2 separate regions of the Homo sapiens genome follow, and region 1 is linked to region 2. Evidence: read pairs that join two places in POLR2A ChIA-PET (ENCODE). Cell type or tissue: A673. All regions are shown on one strand.

What was found. Peaks named below come from ENCODE experiments on the same cell type or tissue, not always from the same donor. Only the 100,000 strongest peaks of a DNase experiment are listed, where the experiment ranks them.
Region 1: POLR2A ChIA-PET joins it to region 2 with 5 read pairs; 1 of 35 experiments calls an interaction of 5 or more read pairs at or near these places.

The regions. Positions count from the first base shown.
Region 1 is chr17:81,051,835-81,054,334 of GRCh38, reverse strand. It overlaps BAIAP2 (BAR/IMD domain containing adaptor protein 2), which reads right to left. Exons shown (of 14, transcript NM_001144888.2): 2 at 592-667. Among named protein-coding and RNA genes, the nearest start is that of BAIAP2, 18 kb to the right of the region's middle. RefSeq lists enhancers at 878-1,684, 1,685-2,493. In A673, no CTCF peak of the experiment used is centred here; no DNase peak of the experiment used is centred here; H3K27ac peaks cover 487 bases.
Region 2 is chr17:81,579,666-81,582,165 of GRCh38, reverse strand. The region is part of intron 12 of NPLOC4 (NPL4 homolog, ubiquitin recognition factor); the gene reads left to right. Among named protein-coding and RNA genes, the nearest start is that of FAAP100, 29 kb to the right of the region's middle. In A673, no CTCF peak of the experiment used is centred here; no DNase peak of the experiment used is centred here; H3K27ac peaks cover 1,439 bases.

The DNA of each region.
Region 1 (2,500 bases), 530 kb after region 2:
GCCCGGGCACAGTTCTACCAGCTCAGGAGGCAGCTCCCACCCTTGGGGCCAGGGCACAGTTCTACCAGCTCAGGAGGCAGCTCCCACCCCAAGGGGCCCGGGCACAGTTCTACCAGCTCAGGAGGCAGCTCCCACCCCACGGGGCCCGGGCACAGTTCTACCAGCTCAGGAGGCAGCTCCCACCCCACGGGGTCCGGGCACAGTTCTACCAGCTCAGGAGGCAGCTCCCACCCTTGGGGCCAGGGCACAGTTCTACCAGCTCAGGAGGCAGCTCCCACCCCACGGGGCCCGGGCACAGTTCTACCAGCTCAGGAGGCAGCTCCCACCCTTGGGGCCAGGGCACAGTTCTACCAGCTCAGGAGGCAGCTCCCACCCCAAGGGGCCCGGGCACAGTTCTACCAGCTCAGGAGGCAGCTCCCACCCCACGGGGCCCGGGCACAGTTCTACCAGCTCAGGAGGCAGCTCCCACCCCACGGGGCCCGGGCACAGTTCTACCAGCTCAGGAGGCAGCTCCCACCCCACGGGGCCCGGGCGCAGTTCTACCAGCTCAGGAGGCAGCTCCCACCCCACGGGGCCCGGGCGCAGTTCCACCTGCCAGTGCCTTCTCGTAATTCTTCCCCATGGCGATGAAGTTCCGGAGGCTAGGGTTGAACTGCTCCATGATGGTCTGGAAGAAAGCAGAGAAGAAACAGCATTACTGGCAGAGGTCACCCTGGTGACTCCGAAGGGTCCGAACACAGAGGAGAAAACCCAGAGCAGGCACCCCTCCTGGGGGTCGACACCACAAATGCTCAAGGTGGGCTTCCCAAGTTCAAATCCCAGCCATGCCCCTGATCAATGTCCTTGGGAAAATGACCTTCCTGAGCCTCGGTTTTCACACCTGTGCAAAGGGGGTAAGAAGAAACCCGGCCGCAGAGGAGTGTCTGCGGGCTGAAGGAGCGCATTTGCATGGTGCAGCAGGCAGAATACAACTGGCGCTCAGACGCGCCGCTGCCGAGGTGCCGTTCCCATTGGCGCGGCTGAGTCAGCCCAGAAGGGCCCCCCACCGGCCATACACAATCGCTCAACGACGCCGGCACCCCCCTCCCACTAAAATCCTGCTCAACACATCAATTACCAAACCTCAGCTCTGATTAGCACCACTGCAGCCTGATCTGCAGATGCCGTGCTATGAATAATCCAACGGCTCTGGGTCTGTTTGCCCGACGGACGGGCATCTCGGTGCCAAGATCAGCAGTTCTTAGACTCAAGAAATTAGATTTTCACTGCGAAGGCCAAATAAATGTTTTAATTACAAGGGATAAAAACAGGCACACACAAACAACAGCCAAATGAGAATTCTACCGGCATAACATACACTGACTGTCAACAGCCAGCCCCTGCCAGCAAGGGCCCAGGGAGCAGCTCCAGCAGAAACCCCCAGCTCAGCCACCTCCCGTGTCTTCCGGTCATTTGTTATGATGTGATCCTGATCTTTCCTGAGGATCACAGGAAGGGAAGCCGCCCAGCCCTGTCGCAGACAAGCAGGAGGCTGTGGGGCCCCAACCCACCCAGCCCCAACCTGTGGGCTAGAGAGTGGGGAGGGAAGGGCAACTGCATCCCCCACCCCCTCTCCCAGCACCTGGCCTCAGCCTCCGAAGCCAAGAGAACAGATAGAAAGGGCATTTAGGGACAAGGAAGCCACTCCCCACCACGGGACCTGCCTCCAGAAAACCCGCTATTTGACGAGTGTTCCATCCCCTGCCCTGAGGTATGGCCAGGGTGTGTGTTCTTGGGAAACGAGGCCCCGAGTTCTGCACTACGCCGGGGCTCACAGCAGGCCGGGTACACCTCAGTCCTGCCTATACTGGACCCTCCGGTGGTAACGCCACCCGGCCAAGTTCCAGGGCAGGTGCTCCTTCCTTCCAGGACGCAGCAAGGGTGAGGGCGCCTTTGCGTGCTAGCCCAGAGGCCACGTGCACGGGGGTGGGGGATGCAGCATCGACCCAGCCGCAAAGCCCTGCTCGCACAGAGCCAACATCTCCCGAGGGAAGGCAGGACTAGGAGGGCCAGCGCTTCCGCAGAAGTGGGATAGGCGTGCTCAGCGAGACGTGGAAGGCAGGCAGGGAAGCACTTTCCATGCCAGAGAGCAGTGGGCAGACCAGGGCAGGGCAAAGGCCCCGAGGCAGGGCCCATGGTGAGTTCCTGGGAAAGCAGGACCCGGCGTGAGGGTGGAAGGGGCCCAGGGGAGGCAGGAAGAGGAAGAGGTGGATGTGCTAATGGGATAGCCCCTGAGGCCCGGCTGCATGAAGCTAAGGAGGGTCTGAGCAGAACGATGGGCCAGCTACATTTAAGAGATTCCGCTGGGTCAGATGCGGTGGCTCGCACGTATAATCCCAGCATTTTGGGAGGCAGAGGCGGGAAGATCACTTGAGCCCAAGCGTTCAAGACCGGCCTGGGCAACGTGGTAAGACCCCATCTCTACTAAAAATTTAAAAATTAGCTGGGTGTGGTGGTGCAT
Region 2 (2,500 bases):
TCCTAGAATCATAAGTTCTCTGGAAATGTTCCCCAAGTAAGTCTTCCGACTGGCTCTGTCTATGCTCCATGTTTTCTGGTGATTCACTGTGGTGTCTGGGCCCCTCGGGTGTTCTTTGGTACAGAGGAGCCCTCCTCATGTTCCCTCTCTGACACTAGGGTGTGGTGGGTCCACCATGGAAGCATGTCTCTGCTGTCAGCACGTCCCAGAGACATTTTGAGATGGTCTGGGACTCCATCCAGGGCATAGCGAGGCTACTAGCTCTGCCCAGAAGGTCTAAGTTATTCCTGCGCCTCTGCTTTCGGGATGCTCTTTCCTGCGTCTGTGTGATGTGTGAGGATGTGGCAGGCTACGACCCTTCTGCCACAGAGATCACACAGCCTCCAGTCCTTTTATTCCCACTCCTCTGGACATGGGACAGTGGCTCTAGTGTCTGGAATCTGACTTGGCTTTGTAGCTGTGCCTTTACCACCTTGCTGGCTGGCGCCCCGGGAGTATACTCTCTTCCCATGGACTGCCTTCACTGGCTGATTTCTGTAATCGTTGTGGGGGAGTGAGGAGAGGTGGCCTTGGTGCTGTGGAGGACTGGCTGCCCCTCTGGCTGGAGCCAGTTGTCTCCTCACTGCTCGCACCTATGCCAAGGGTCTGGGCGTCCACAGGGCTTATTCCTCTGGGGCAGGGAGAATTGGTTGATTGGGTTTGAGGGAGCCTCTTGAGGACAAGTAACAATTGGGCACTTTGACAAGGGGCTGGCTTTCAGTTCTTTTGTGACATGGTGATTTTATTAACTTTTTTTTTTTTTTTTTTTTTTTTTTTTGCGTTGGAGTCTGGCTGTGTTGCCCAGGCTGGAATGCAGTGGCCCAATCTCGGCTCACTACAACCTCCGCCTCCCAGGTTCAAGCAATCCTGCCTCAGCCTCCCAAGTAGCTGGGATTACAGGCACCTGCCACCATGCCTGGCTAATTTTTTTGTATTTTTAGTAGCGACAGGGTTTCGCCATGTTGGCCAGGCTGGTCTCAAACTCCTGACCTCAGGTCATCCACCCGCCTTGGCCTCCCAGAGTGCTGGGATTAAGGTGTGAGCCACCGCTTCCAGCCTTACTGTGTTTTAAAATCTCTATTTTCTTCTCCTTCAGCCATGAGGAAATAGTCTGACGGGCATAAGCCCACGGGTGGGCTGGCCCAGGGCCACTGGGGATTTTGTACTTCCATGCCATGTCTCTCCCAGGCCCCCAGCTGTGGGCATGGGAGGCTGGCCCTGGGCCCTTCAGAGCTGAGCGGGGAGCGAGAGCTGTTGTGTTTGGGTGGCCAAGCCCTTGGTAGCACTGACCTGATTCACTGTGCGATGCTCTCACGGCATCCATTCTCTCATGTTTAGAGAACACCTGTGAATTGCCAGGCCCTGGAGTTCATGGAGAATGGAGAAGGGCTCCCTGCATCGGGGAGACTGCTGCAGCAGGGGAGGTGGGCCACCCCAGCGGAACGGGTAGAGAAGCTTGGAGTGCCCTGGTGGGTCGAGTCCTGAGAGGGGAGAGAAGGTGTCAATTGGCAGAGCAGCTCTGGGGGTGTCTGGAGGAGATTGTTCAGACAGAGGCAGCAGCCTGTTCCCCACACAGAGAGTGATAAGCAGGGTGGCCTGCTGGGGTAGAGGTGGGAGGGGCCCTTGGAAGCTGAATCTATGGTTGGAAGTGAGATGAGGGCTTCTGAAAGGTGCTGAAGGGAGATGGCTGTGCCGGGGCTGTGAGACGATCACTCTGGCTGCTGGGCTCGGAGCTGGAAAAGGAGACTAGGGTAGAGAGTAGAGATGGCTGTGCAGTAGTGAGGGGGTTGAGTGTGTGGTGTGATCGAGAGAAGAGGCAGGCAGACTCCAGGGTGTCCAGGCCAGGCTGGAAGGCTGGGGATCTGTCGGCGATGTGCTAGTGCAGAGGCACCACCCGGGGTGAGCGCATTGCTTGGGAGAGGCACATGGTACAGATGGTGTTGGGGTGGTGCTTGAGGCCTGGTGAGAGGCCGAGTTGTCCATCCTGGAGGGGATGGCTGAGGAGAACCCCACCTTGGGGGAATGAGGTGGAGAGCACTGGGAGGCAGGAGCTGGGGAGGAGGGGCAGGAGCATAGCGCCCTGGAAGGCAGGCAAGAAAGGAGCTCCCTGGTGAGTCAGGAGAGGAGGCTTTGCCTTCAGCAGCTCAGGGGTGTTGGGAGCTTTGATGAGCCTGGCTGAGTAGTAGATAAGCGGCTGCCGAGAGTGAGCTCACAGAGGAGAATGGGGGGTGAGCTCACAGAGGAGAATGGGGGGTGAGCTCACATCAGCAAGCTGCATGACTCTTTCGGGGGGTTTCACTGCCAGGGAGAGCAAAGGACAGTCACCAGTATGGGAAGTGGGATTGAGAAGTTTTCTTGTTTGGGTTTTTATTAACGTAAGGGAAATACTGACATGGGCATGTACTGCTTCCTGGTGTCCAGCAAAGGAGCTAATTGGCACACAGAGAGGAAGGGGCATGGT